3 separate regions of the Homo sapiens genome follow, and all the other regions are linked to region 1. A link is a contact called in ENCODE Hi-C data. All regions are on one chromosome and are shown on one strand. The core of a region is the stretch at or near the end of the contact, and the rest is flanking DNA. Distances in the headings are between cores, read along the strand shown.

Region 1 (4,453 bases), core at 1-2,500:
ATCTACGTATCTGGTTGTGTGATCCTCAAGCACTTATGCAAGGTGGAGTGTAAACAATGGCCAAGACCCAAACTGCAATGTTCCCTGAAGTCCAACCTGCTTGGAGTCCTTGGGAACGTGTACAATGGTTAACAGGCTTGAGAGGAGTCAGCTGGGAGAGTGAGAGCGAGACTGCCCTGCAGAGGGGCCGCTGAGGATGGACCCCTGTAGGCCGTCCACACCCACCACGCGTGTCATCCTCAGGAAATGCAACCGGATGCTCGGAATTTCGCCCCTAAAGCGACTCAGGGCAGTCTCAGCTCAGGAAGACTTCTTTTTTTGACCTTCTGGCTTAAAGCCACAACCCCAGGCTGAGGATGCCACATCAACGGCGTTTCCTCGCCACGCTGCAGGCGTGACTCACGTTTCTAAGCCTGCAGGGTCCCCGGGCCAAGCGCGGCTACTGAGAGCACAGCGTCCTCCCTCAGCCCCTGCTCATCTGCACGGAGCAAAGCCGCAGCTTTCTCTGCTGTCAGCGCTTTATACGACTCGGATGTAGGCTCTGAGCGGGCACGGGCCCGCCCTCAGACGGCGACCCGAGGGGCAAACAGGATGGAGGCGCGCTCCCTTGGAGGCTGTGGTCTCGATTTTATCTGCTCCTGGGTGGTGCGGGTGGTTTGCTCTCTAGGCGTGAGCAAAGGCCACAAGGGGCCCGAAAAAATCACCCAAGGATGCAAGCCCGCCATTGCGCTGAGCAGGGGCCTCCCCGCCGCCAGAGCCCGCGCCCCTCCAGGGAGGCCCGCGCGATCGAGACCCGCCGCCTCCCGGCCAGGCGCGGGACACCAGGCGAGGGGAGCCAGGAGCCGGGAGGGGCGGCGCCGGGCCCGCAACCCCACCCTGTCCTGCCTCCGCCTCCTCCCGGCAGGACCGTCCCCTCCCAGGCCCCAGCTCCGCGGCCGCCCACTCGCAGCCGGCCAGTCCCGCTCGGGCCCGCGTGCCCCGCAGCCGCCACGCGCCCCGCAGTCCGTGCCGAGGCTCCCGCCCGAGTGCGCGCGGGCCGGCGGTGGCGTGTGCGCACGTCATATGGGCCGCCGGCCTCCCATTGGTTGCGGCCGCCTCACCAGACCGCGTGCGGACGGGCTCGCGGGCGGGGCGGGGCAAGCTCAGGCCACGCCCCTGGGCGGTGCGCGCGGGCGGTGGGTAGGCCGGGCAGGCTCACGTGATGCGGGCCCCGCGGCCCGCCATATAAACCCGCGCGCCCGCCAGGCGCTGCGGCCGTCCCGGGCCGTGACTCCTCCTTTCCCCCGCCCCGCCTCCGTTCGGAGAGCCGGCGGGCGGGCGCCTCTCGGCCAGGTACGCGGCCGGCTGGGATAGGGGTCGCGGGCGGGCTTTGGTCGCGCAGCAGCCGGTCCTCCCCGGAGGTAGGCGGGCGCGGGCCCTGTTGGGTCTTTGGGACGCGGGTCCCGCTGGGGCCGGGGATGCTGCTCGCTGTGAGCGCGGGTCCCGTCCGCCGCTGGCCCCGGGCGGGCGCACGGGGGTCTAACCTTGGGGGGCGGCGCTGCCGCCTGGCCCGGGTGCCGGGGTTCGCGTCCCGCGGGGCCTTCCTCGCTCTTTGTCTCTTCTGAGTGAACTTGATGACCCCCTTCTTCCAGGAAGCGCCTCTTGGACGCGTGTGACCGATGCCCAGATTGCACGACCACTTCTGGAGCTGCTCCTGTGCGCACAGCGCGAGGCGCCGAGGCCCCCCGCGAGCCAGCGCCGCGGGGCTGGCGGCCAAGGTTGGGGAGATGATCAACGTTTCCGTGTCCGGGCCCTCCCTGCTGGCGGCCCACGGTGCCCCGGACGCTGACCCCGCGCCCAGGGGCCGCAGTGCTGCGATGAGCGGCCCCGAGCCCGGCAGCCCCTACCCCAACACCTGGCATCATCGCCTGTTGCAGAGGAGCCTCGTGCTCTTCTCGGTTGGGGTGGTCCTAGCCCTGGTGCTCAACCTGCTGCAGATCCAGAGGAATGTCACTCTCTTCCCCGAGGAGGTGATCGCCACCATCTTTTCCTCCGCCTGGTGGGTCCCTCCCTGCTGCGGGACAGCAGCTGGTGAGTACCCCTCCTGGTTCTTCTGGAAGTAAAAAGGGTGTCTTTTCGGTTGAAAGTACTTTTCAGCCTATAAGAAACATGCATTTGAAACTGGAACTATCCACAGATTGAAAGTGTGCATCTCCAGTCTTGGGATTTAGAGAAATGAAGGAGGGGTAGAGAGGACCTGGCACCCCCGAGGGCGGGTTCGGGCCACAGCTCTCTGAAGTTTGAGGAAGCACAGTGATGGAGATGAGGCAGGGAGATAATTGGCTGTTCAAGCAGGTGCTGTGCCAAGCTGACTGAGGGCCCTTCCCTCCTGGCGTCCGGGTACAGCCCCAGCTGTCATCCCGCGCCAGCCGCCCCGGATTGGCCGCCTGGGGAACTGGTGAGCAGCGGGACTGAAAGGCCATTGGTCGCGGCAGCAAACATGCTACCCTGCTGGATAACTGAAAACAAACCCGTCACATGGGTTCAGGAGGCGGTTGCCAGGGGAGCAACTTCTCAGCACTTCCTTTTGCCGGGTCGCTGAGTAAACTGTGGTCTGAAGCCAAACCGCCTACACCCTGAACTGTTAGAGCTCTGTAGATTACGTTCTTAAGGAAAAGAGTAACCCCCTTACGGCGTTTAGATTTTCGTACACCCAAGCAGTAGCATAGATGCTGTACAACGTAACACTGAGTCAGTCTGAACTGTGGACACGGGGACTGCTGGGTGTGTGTACTAGACTTTCTTGGCTATCATTGAACCGCTTTTATAGAAATGTTGAGTTGATCTTGGCTCAGCAGATCACTTACTGCTCCTGTAGTCACACAGCATTTGTTTATTTAACGAGCTTGTCGGGTGCTTTCTGCAACCTCAACTCTATAAGCTGTTGAAATGTTAATCCAAAAGTGAGCACCACAAGCCCCTATCCTTAAGCAGCTTAGAGTCTGGTGGGGAAAACAAACCAGTATGTCAGTGACTCCAGTGCAGTGCAGGGAGCATCCTGTTTGCTTTGTGGCTGACGTTTGTCAGCTGACTGCTGACCATAGGCTTCAGATGCTTTGCTGTGTTCATTCCTTACAGCAATACCATGTGTAGCTTCATTTATAGATGTGGCAACTGAATCACAGGTGAAGTCACATCCAAGGGTGCGCAGGTAGAAAGGGGCCAAGCCATCGTTGGTAACTGCTCCTGCTGCCTTGGTAGGTGTGTCTCCTGCACTGTGGAAACACATTGCCTCAGTTGACTCACTGAAAACAGCAAGCAGCAGAGAGGTTTGTAGCAGATTAACAGAGGGCTCCGTGTTGAAGAACTAGGACAGGTGTCTGTAATTATTAAGTAGTGGGTAGAATGTTTTCATATTTGTTCTCGGAGGGACGGGATCCTCTTTCGTTTTTCGAAACACTTTATGTGGCTGTACTAATTGAACATTTTTTGAGAACTATATCTAGATTTAAAATTCCATGTTTCATATACATTTGGCAGAATAGTTTCTTTCCTTTAACCAAAAACTTGATCTTAGAAATGAAATAGTTTAGCCTTCAGTATTTGTAATTGGATCCTCAAGGGTTTCTAGGAATATCTGGACAATTTCTCATACTCTCATATTCTACTTTTTTTTAAACCATCAGCCAAGAGCATAAGTAAAATTTTTCATAGTATGTTTTTTACCTATTTATTTATTAAGCTATAGTGAAGTAAAGTTAATTTGGGGGGTCCATTTTTCAGAACTCCAAAATTAGAACCTGATGAAGTATAATAAATTGAAAACAACATTTTTTATCTGAATGTTTGATGCAAACTGTGTTTCTTGTTTCTCAGTTGAACCTAAAATGTATATTTCTTTCATACTACACTGAGGTGAAACAATTGCAGGGTTCTCAAGAGCCCTGGGACACAGTGACCCTTGTGTCCCAGCATCCAACCCCACGGGCCGGCACCCCACTCCCCCCTACAGACATTCATTCCTGCCTTCATCTTTGCCATTTTACTTCTCTTTTGGAATGCCATTCCTTCCCACCTGTCCAAATTCCAAGTTCGTGTCTATAAAGAATAACTATTCCAGACCACAGTGATCTCTTTCTCTGTGTCCCAGTTACATAATCCTTATAATTTTACACATGAGAAAACAAACATGCAGAGCCACGTCCCATCAGAGGGCAAGCTGGGATTTGAGGCTGAGTTTTCTCTTCTTGGTCTGGTGTTCTTTCCGCAGCTTGAGGCTTGACCATGCGGGAACCAGATGGAGAATAAGCGAAGCCTGTGTGGGGCTGTCTCGCCCCGTACTTGCCCATGTGCATGTGTGCACAGTAGGTGCTCAGTGCCTCGTACAGAACATGCTAGAACCCCCGAAAATCAACTCCAGGGCCACTCTAGGAGCATGTGACCCAGACTGTCAAAGTCACATCAGCAAATATGT
Region 2 (4,909 bases), core at 956-3,455, 2.6 Mb before region 1:
AGATATATTCCTCAACACAATCCCTCCAAGTAAATTCAAAGTAGATGAATGTGCAAAGAAGCTAGAGTTCAAACAAATTTGGCAGTGGCCACATAGTTCCCAAGACACTTAAAGGGAAAGAGACTGGCTTAACTGGTTTTGTTAATAAAAAGGAAAATAGAGCAGCGCCAATTGCCTAGCTTCCTATTCACCATTCCACCCCACTCCACTCCAGAGTAGTATGAGCTAGGCTTAGGATTGCCACACAGACAAGGCAGGCAAAGGATATGATGTTAAATTCTTTGTTCCATGACTTAACTGTGCTAGACTCTCATTTTTTGGATACAAGGCTTGTTCTGATTGCAAAAATCATCGGACCTTAACCTGGGTTTCAAATAATCATTTAAATATAAGGTTTTGGCCGGGCGCAGTGGCTCACACCTGTAATCCCAGCACTCTGGGAGGCTGAGGCGGATCACCTGAGGTCAGGAGTTCGAAACTAGCCTCGCCAACACGGCGAAACCCTGTCTCTACTAAAAATACAAAAGTTAGCTGGGTGTGGTGGCGTGTGCCTGTAATCCCAGCTACTTGGGAGGCTGAGGCAGGACAATCGCTTGAACCCGGGAGGCGGAAGTTGCAGTGAGCTGAGATGGCACCATTGCACTCCAGCCTGGGCAACAGAGCGAGAGTTCATCTCAAAAAAATATATATTTATATATAAAAAATATGTTTATATGTATTATATACTTTCTATATAATCTATATTATAAATATATTTTTAAATATATATTTATATAATATATTTTTAAATATATATTATATATAAATATATTTTTAAATATATATTATATATAAATATATTTTTAAATATATATATATCTATGGTTTATAACTGTAGCCGTTCTTATACTAAGCAGTGGTTCTACTCTTTAGGAACAGGGATTATCAAACTATGGCCAGCAGGCTAAATCCAAAAAACAAAGCTTTATTGGAACGCTGCCATGTGCCTTTATTTATCTATGACTGCCTTCCCATTAGAACAGCAGAGTTGAGTGGCTGTGACAGAAACGGCATGGCCTGCAAAGCCTAAATATTTACCACATGGCCCTCCACAAAAATGTTTGCTGACTCTTTTGAGATTGCTTCCTCTCTCATCTGCATAAAAGATCCTTCATACCCTGCCCACTGCTCAGCGCTTACTTCCCAACCTATTGTCCCTCACTCCCTTTGTTCCAATTTTACAGAAATACTTGCAGTTATCTAAATTAGCCATGCTCTTGCTTAATTCAGAATCCATGTACTCCCGACTGTCTCCGCTCTGAATGTCATCCTCTCCTTGCCAAACCATTTCAAATGGTCCTTGAAACTTCAGTCATCTCCTCCTGCATCTTCCATGATGCCCGCCCCTCTAATGGACAACAAACTTTTGTGCAATACTGTAATTCTTACAGCAGCCTCCCTTACTAGTTCTTTAATGGCAGAAGTTATGTCTTTTGTTGCTTACTCCTATCCCTTAACACGTAGTTGACACACAGTAAGTGCTGGACACTTGGTTCAATTCTTGAGGGGCATCCACCGGCTTGTGTGGCTCTGGAGCTACCTGGGCTGGAAACGAATACTAGGGGGTGGCGAGGGCCAGCTGCCCTAAGCAGAGACACGTGGGCTACAGGGAGGTGAGGCAACCTCCGCAAACACCACCTGTTCCAGAAAAGCTCCAAATGCTCCAACGGGCGACCCCTCCCCTTTTCTAGCTTTTCTTGCATAGCTTGACATTTCCAACGGTAGTTAATTTGTGAGGGGTTTTTAGACCATAACTCTTGGGAGGAGAGACCTCGTATGTTATATCGATCTGGGCAGGCAGCAAGTCTTCCAAAGAAAGACTTCCTCCACCTCCGCCCGGTCCTCCCACCTCGGAGGACTCCAGGCTGCCCAGGGGCGGACCCCTGGGGCCCAGGTGAGAGGTGGCAGAGGGTGCCAGCATCGCGGGCGTCTAGGCCGAGAGGCCGGTCCCAGCCCGGCCAGGCCGCGCCGCCCCAAGCCTCCCAATCCCCCGGGTTCCCTCGGCTCCCCTCGCCCACCGGCGGCCTTGTTCCCATCTCCCTCACTCCCAACCCGGCGGCTCTCACCTCGGTCCCAGACTCAGCCCTATGGAAGGCACTACACATCGCCCCGAAGGCTCGGCGCAGGAGAGACTCAACTTTCCCGCCACCAACGCCATTCACCAACTGCGCAGACTCTACGGCCAGTCAAACCCGCCCACCCGCGCGCGTGCGCACTGCGCCAGGCCGCGGCCGGGGAGGCGGGAGCATGCGCAATAGGGTGTGCGGGCCTCCCCGCCCCGCCCCCAGTTCCTGTGACGTCAGACTTCCGCGTCCCCCGCGGCGCTCTCCCGCGTCCCCTTGGAGATCGCTCCGGGGTGGCGGGGACAGCTGGTGCTTTTCTTGTCTGTTGTAAACTTTGGTTCGTTATTATTATATTAGGTAAAGCTGGTCTTATGTATTAATTTGTTTAACCATTAAAAATAATTGTATTGCACAAGCAGGCCCCTTTGTCCGTTCTCGGGTTAAAAGCCTCTGGCTGTGTGTGCGATTCATGGTTAATTCTGGAAAAAAAGAGAAAAGTATACTGTATTTAAAAGAATTTTTAAAATATACCGAGCCTGTGGATTTATCAAGTTGCTTTTTGAGGTAGGCAGGAGGATCACTGGAAGTCGGGAGTTCGAGACCAGCCTGGCCAAAATGGTGAAACCCCGTCTACAGTAAAAATACAAAAATTAGCCAGGTGTGGTGGCGCATGCCTGTAATCCCAGCTACTCAGGGAGGCTGAGGCAGGAGAATCGCTTGAACCAGGGAGGCAGAGGTTGCAGTGAGCCGAGATCGCGCCATCACACCTGAGCGGCAGAGCGAGACTCTGTCTCAAAAAAAAAAAAAGACAAAAATTTGGATATAGTAGCATTGGCCATTATTATCAAGATGACAAAATGTTTTCTGGAATGAAAAAGTTTCATGCAAAGATATACTTTTCACCCACCTAGTTTAGTTTTCAAAAACGCTAGGAAAGAGCATATACCAATGAAGTATTTCTCATGGGTAATATTAAAGTTGCTCATTTTGTAAATTGGAATGGTTTTGGTTCCAAGTCACAGAAAACCCAACTCTTACGTCCTGAAACAAATGGGCTTTACCGGGTGACATCACTAGAAGTCCAAAGGTAAGACAGGCTTCAAGGTTAGTTTAATTGAGAGGCTTGATGAGGCAAACAAGTACCTCATTTCTTTTTACCTCAGATTCATGTTTTCTACCTTGGCCTCTTCTCTACGTAGGGCTGCGGGCCCGTATCTGAAACATTAACAACCATCAGGAATGAGGTTGGTCTGGTTAGCTTAGGCCTGAATCGTGTGCCCCACTTACTTTTCTTTTTTTCTTTTTTTTTTTTTTTTTGGAGACGGAGTCTCATTGCACTCTCGCCCAGGCTGGAGTGCAGTGGTACCATCTCGGCTCACTGCAACCTCTGCCTCCCGGGTTCAAGTGATTCTTCTGCCTCAGCCTCCCAAGTATCTGGGACTACAGGCACGTGCCACCACGCCAGGCTAATTTTTGTATTTTTAGTAGAGATGGGGTTTCACCATATTGGCCAGGCTGATCTCGAACTCCTGACCTTGTGATCTGCCTGCCTCGGCCTCCCAAAGTGCTGGGATTACAGGCGTGAGCCACCGCGCCTGGCCCTGTGTGCCCCACTTCTATCCGGAGTAGAGACATATTTTTTCAAAGCACACAGGCCTTGTGGAAAGGTGTGGAGAACAGTAAATGACAACAATAACAACAAATTGTGAATCATTAACAAGAGGAGTGGGAGTGGATGCTTGGGAGGCCACCTCTACCGTCTTTTTTTTTTCTTTTTTCCCTTTCCTATGGTGCTGAACCACCTATATCTTCATTACACCCTCTGTAATGAGGATATGTGTATACCAAACCACATGTGTAGGTCAACCCCCTCGTCCAATTCCACACACTTCTATACAAAGTAAATATTTCCTCACATAGTAAATCAATATTTGAGAAAGGAGACTTTACAATTAAATAGCTGCTCTAGGCTAAATTAGTTTTTCAGTCTCCACACTGTTCCTAATGAAGAAGACATGTCAGCTGAACTAGTTTAGTCCATTAAGTGCACACCTGTTCGTGTGAGTGCAACATGGTTTTGAAATCACTTCAGTTTTAATGCTCCGGAAACATCACTTCTCGTTTAAAAGGATACTTGAAGCGCTCTCACAAACTGCTGGTAGGCATGAAAACATACGGTCTTTTTGGAAAGGAATTTGGCAATATCTTTTTTTTTTTTTTTTTAATTAATAGAGATGGGGTTTCGCCATGTTGCCTAGGCTGGTTTACAACTCCTGGGCTCAAGTGATCCTCCTGCCTCCTAAAGTGCTGGGATTACAGGCATGAGCCACTGCACCTGGCCGATTTTGGCACTATCTAACAAAATGACGCATTTATTAACTTTTTCACTCAGCAATCCTACTTCTAAGAATTTAGCTTGAAGTCATACTTCCAACATTGCAAAAACGTGTATGCAAAAAAAGCATATTGCAGCATGGTTTGTAATTGCAAAATCTTGGAAATGGCCTAAATGTTTATACATAGGAGAGTGGTTGAAAACAATACGGCACTGCCACAAAATGGAGCACTATGCAGCTGCAACAAAGAATGGCCAAGATCTCTATGCATCTGTAAGGAATGATTTCCAGGATATAGTGTTAAGTGAAAAAGGCAAAGAGGAAGGGGTGTCTACAGTTTGCTAGCTTTCTTGTAACAAGGGAGGGGAAAGAAAAAGATACACATGTCTCTGCTCATTTGGGTAAAAAGAAACACAGGAAGAATACATGAGAAGCAAAGAGGATTCTTTATCTACGGAGGGTAGATAAAAA
Region 3 (4,757 bases), core at 1,997-4,496, 2.9 Mb before region 1:
CCTAATTATTAAAAATTTAAACTTGAGGAAAGTGTAATTGGTGGTGCATGTTTTTTTAAGCCAAAGATAAATACATAAATCCACTTCATTGTCAAAAGGCATCTTCTCAGCGGGGTGCGGTGGCTCACGCCTGTAATCCTGGCACTTTGGGAGGCTGAGGAGAGTGGATTACCTGAGGTCGGGGGTTCAAGACCAGCCTGGCCAACATGGTGAAACCCTGTGTCTACTAAAAATACAAAAAATTAGCTAGGTGCGATGGCGCACACCTGTAATCCCAGCTACTCTGGAGGCTGAGGAAGGAGAATCGCTTGAATACACGAGGCAGAGGTTGCGGTGAGCCGAGATCATACCACTGCACTACAGCCTGGGCTACAGAGCAAGACTTCGTCCAGAAAAAAAAAAAAAAGGCATCTTCTCTACTTAATGTAACTCACTAAGTTAATGAACATCTAAGTAACATTAGCAACTTAAAATATCTCTATGAGATTTAGCAAAGAAGATTAATTTTCATTTCTCAGGTGAATTATTTGCAATTTCACATAATTTCACTGGTTACAAACCTAATTTACACTGGTTACACATAAGTTTCACTTTCAGGGTCTTTACTGTCCAACTACAGGGTCTTTTCTGCATGGATTCTTATACAGTATAGAGATACACAATTCAAAAACCTCTTTGCTTTCCAATTCATATGTTAGTTTCCATTTACATGTTGCTAAAAACAACTGGAGATTCCATTCCCTTCAAAAGACACAATTTCAAAAAAAACGCTCTAAAAAGTTTAGACCCGTCAAATTTACCAGTAGACTTTAATTTCCTATAAAGAAAGCAGTACTAGTTTTCAAATCTAAAAGAAAAAGCTCTCTACAGACTTACATTTGTTCTAAATATTTCCAAAAGTTTTGATTTTTCATAGTTAGATTATACTGTTATTCAGCAGAAATTTTTTATCTTCTCCAAAGGCTGCCTATTTCTTCATGAGATTCAGAATTAAAATAATAAAGTGGCAATACCCTAATCGTCCAGTGCACTCAGGAGCTGCACTAATACAAATGAGCTCATTTCAAAAGTAGGGTGTGTGCGAGTGTGCGCGTGCGTGTGAGTGTGCGCGTGTGCGCGTGCACAAGCACGCCCTTACAGGAGTATGGGGTGTGGGGTGTGACAACATAGATCTAATCTTTCTGGAGTAAGAATTCAAATGCAAATTTAAAACAATACTTGCAAATTAATGTTCAGTAAGAGATGAAGAAATGCTTTGCAAATAGTGAAATGGGAGGCAATCAAGGTAAAACCCCAATATGGCTTGTCCTGAGTTGCTTTAAAGGATGCAAAAAAAAGTGGCTTACATGTCTAAAAATTACTTAAACCTCCACTTCCTTCTACAAATTTCAGTTAATACAGAATAAGGGCATTTTATACTTGCCACTGTATTACAACGCAAGTGGCATAATAAATAAGTCCTAACTTTGTATCACGAACAAGCTAATGTAATAATGTACACACATCCTGTACTTGCTTCCCTCACGATTATCATAGCTAGGTAACAGCTGGCAATAAAATATGGAGGCAAGTTGAAGGCCCTGAATCATTTTCATAGTAAAAGGACAGCGGGGCAAGAAAAGAGCACATTCAAGTCAAGAGCTCAATGGGTTCCCACAACCCAGCTCTGCTATGCCTCAGTTCACGCTACTATTTTTACTACAAATCACCAAACAACAATACTATTACTAAGTGAATGCACCCGAACCAAAGAAACAGCCTATCCATAAACGTGCTGGCTTCCTTCACGTCCCAGCGCACCCTTCCACTCCCGACAGTTCAATGAGAATATCATCTCACGAAATGAGTAAGCACACACGCCATTCTACAACTTCGAGAGACATTCACAGTTCTTCCACGGCACACGCGAGAGCCACAGAAGCCGAGCAGTTCGCTGGCACTAAAACGGTGTCTTAATTTACAAGCAAAGCCGTCAAATAACCGTTCTGTAAGAAGACATTTCTGGTCCTCTAATAAGCTGGGGTCCAGCCCTACTGTACGCTCAAAGGCAGGCGACCCTATTCCCAAGCCCCTTACAGCTAAGACTTACGAGGGAAGCGACATTTACATCTGCACTCTCTCCGAATAAGTGCTCTTGGTATTCTGCCTTACGAGGGGACGCTGGCTACGTCTCCAAAACTTAGGCAGGCCGTTCCCCGAAGCTGGGGGATCCCACAGGACTTGTGCTTTCGGAGCCCGGGAGTGCGGTGCTGGGTGTTGGGGGAGGGGGGAGGAAGAAGTCAAATGGCTTCCTAATATATCATCAAAAGAAGAAAACACAGGTTTGGGACCAGGAAAAGTTCCAGGAGCAAGTCGCTGACAAACAAAAGCTGCACTCGCCCGGCCGCTTTCTTCTCGCCCCCAGCCCGCGCCCCGAGACCACCTGGCCCGGGCGTTTTGACAGCTCCGAGAGTTTCCCGAGCGCCGACGGCTCGGCGGTTCGCCCGGAGTCCGTCCGGGGACTACCTGGGCGCGCTCCGGGCTTGTTTTCTCAATGATCCAGCTAGGCCAAGACGCGGCTACGAGAAATTTCTCCAAAAGAAGAGTCGCGGAGAAGACCCAGTGAAAAGGCCCGACTGAAAAGTAAAGTGTGCGGAGCCGGGCGCCGGCGGGAGCCCGGGCGGGCGGCGCGGAGCGGGGGAGGCCGGGCGCGGGCGGCTACCGAGGGGCGCGGGGCCGGGGCCGGGAGCCGCCACCGCCCGCGGGCCCGCCCCGCCCCCACCCCGCCGGGGGGCGCCGGGGCGCGGAGGCCGCGGGGCGGGCGCCCGGTGACAGCTCCGGCCCGGCGCCGCCGCTGGCTCCCGGCCTGGCTCCCTCGCACTCAACTTACTTCTTTCTGGCTCTCTGGAAAGGGGAAGCGCCATCTTTGCGAGGCCGGCCCCGAGGTCTTTTGTCTGCGGCTGCGGGGCTCGGGGCCGGGGCTCCAGGCTCCTCGGGGGGTGGTGGCGGCGGCTGCGGCTGCTCCACGCTCTTGTCCTCCTCCGACGACATCCTAGTCACCAGGAAAGACACATGGATCCCGGTCCTCCTCCTGGGGGGCTCCCGCCGCCGCGGCCGCCGCCGCCGCCGCTGCTGCTCGGGTTCCTCCTCCCCGGCTCAGCCTCTCGCATTTCCCGCAGCCCCGGGAGCAGCAGCAGGTACCGGGAGAGGCGGCAACATGGAGCGAGCAGGACACGCACTCACACACATCGGCGCGGGCGCGCGCACCTCCGCGCGCAGGGGCCGGGCGGGGGGCGGCGGGCGGGGCGGGCGGTGCGGGGCGGGCGGGGCCGGCGGGTGCGGGCGGGCGGGGCAGCCGGGCGGGCGGGCGGCGTGAGGGGCGCCGGCCCCCGGGGTCTCCGCCCGCGGCCCCTCCCCCGAGCCGCCCGCGGCAGGAGGAGAAAGGGGCCCGGCGCGGGGAGGGCCGGCCGCGGGGCCCGGCGGGGGCGGCGAGGGGGTCGCGCCCCCGGCCGGCCGCCCCTCCCCCGCGCGTCAGGCCCGTCAGGCCCGGGCGGCGGCGGCGGCGAAGTTTTGACAGCTGCTCCAGTGGCGGCGCTGGGCGCCGGGCCGCGGCTCGCTCCTCACACTCGCTCTCTCACACACGCTCGCTCGCTCTCCCGGAGCAGGGGAGGAGGAAGTTTTGCGGGTGTGCTTGGACCCCACACACACGCCGCGCGACCGTGGCCGTCGCGCGAGGCCCGCGCCGGGGATCCCCCGGGGCGACCCGCACCACAGACCTCTCCAACTCGCAGCCGTCGCGCCCACACACCGCCGCCTCGACGGCCCCCGCCCGCTCCCCCACACTCGGCCCCTCGCCCGCCCCCCGCGCGCCGCCGCTGCCACTCACGGGCCTCGCTCCGCGCATGCGCCGCTCCCGCCGCCCGCGGACGCGCCGCCGCCGCTGACCTCACCGCCCCTCCCCCTCCCCCCCGGGTTCCCTCCCCCTGTGACGCGGCGGCCGGGCCCAGCCGCGACTCCGGCTCCGGCTCCGGCTCCGGCTCGGGAGGTAGCCAAGCTGTGGACCCAGAGATCCGGGATCGGGATCGGGGAACTGCGGGCGAGGGCGGGAGGGAGCCGCGGACACACGCCGAGGCGGCCGCGGTCGCCCGGCGCAGCCCGGCGCGAGGAGCAAATGTGCGCCCGCACGGCGAGGGCAGCCCGGGCTTCGCTGGTTCTCGCCGAGGTCTTTCCTCGTAGCGCCCACACTACGGGGAGGAAAAGGAATGGAGTCAACTTCGTTCGAATCCAACGCCAGTTAGTTTCCTTATTATAACGTCATTTTTTTTAATCCAGAAAAGGTTCATAAGGATGTAAGACGAAAAGAACGATGACAGCTCGAGAAATAAAACGGTTAGAGACAAAATAAGCCAATAAAAACCCAACCACTTGATTTTAACGTTCAGTGTGTTGTGATGAAGAGGCAAAAATCGAAGTACTTCTAAGCCACCTCTCATAATATGTAAAAATGGTAAAAAGAAAAATGGGGCTAGAATCCGCCTGAAAAATGCACTTTCTCAAGAAGGACAGTTACAAATATGGGATTCTGGATTTCTCAGGCTAATACCTAACACTTGGACGATGATCTATTCTGTGCTTTCCATTCACTATCGATTAGTTTATGAGAGTGAAAAAATTCTAGATTTGAATGGGGGGAAATAGTAAGACCTATCAACCATTTGTGAAGGATTGGGGTAAACTATCATTTAATAAGCATCTACTTTGGGCCTAGCGTTAAGAGG

Evidence for each region. A loop is a pair of places that touch in the nucleus more often than their neighbours do. Pooled maps may share reads with other maps.
Region 2: a loop to region 1 is called in a map of CD8-positive, alpha-beta T cell, with 31 times the contacts of the local background. The contact joins the promoter of XRCC2 here to the promoter of INSIG1 in region 1. A Hi-C loop is called at or near these places in 3 of 168 maps with a recorded cell type or tissue (B cell, CD8-positive, alpha-beta T cell and naive thymus-derived CD4-positive, alpha-beta T cell), 4 of 37 single-sample maps with no recorded cell type and 14 of 50 pooled maps.
Region 3: a map of naive thymus-derived CD4-positive, alpha-beta T cell shows a loop between it and region 1 (16-fold over the local background). The contact joins the promoter of KMT2C here to the promoter of INSIG1 in region 1. A Hi-C loop is called at or near these places in 1 of 168 maps with a recorded cell type or tissue (naive thymus-derived CD4-positive, alpha-beta T cell), 3 of 37 single-sample maps with no recorded cell type and 10 of 50 pooled maps.

Annotation. Positions count from the first base shown.
Region 1 is chr7:155,296,628-155,301,080 of GRCh38, forward strand. It overlaps INSIG1 (insulin induced gene 1), which reads left to right and starts at 1,251. Exons shown (of 6, transcript NM_005542.6): 1 at 1,251-1,332; 2 at 1,632-2,070. The coding sequence starts at 1,659. INSIG1-DT (INSIG1 divergent transcript) reads right to left here and starts at 2,353. Exons shown (of 2, transcript NR_183448.1): 1 at 1,524-2,353. RefSeq lists enhancers at 247-296, 2,707-2,776 and a silencer at 757-1,586.
Region 2 is chr7:152,673,936-152,678,844 of GRCh38, forward strand. XRCC2 (X-ray repair cross complementing 2) reads right to left here and starts at 2,206. Exons shown (of 3, transcript NM_005431.2): 1 at 2,106-2,206. The coding sequence starts at 2,144. RefSeq lists silencers at 1,593-1,682, 1,983-2,452 and an enhancer at 1,683-2,527.
Region 3 is chr7:152,432,757-152,437,513 of GRCh38, forward strand. It overlaps KMT2C (lysine methyltransferase 2C), which reads right to left and starts at 3,247. Exons shown (of 59, transcript NM_170606.3): 1 at 2,870-3,247. The coding sequence starts at 3,030. It also overlaps the pseudogene FABP5P3. RefSeq lists enhancers at 1,314-1,363, 1,674-1,743, 2,214-2,263, 2,304-2,533 and silencers at 3,014-3,073, 3,454-3,503, 3,594-3,883, 3,924-4,263.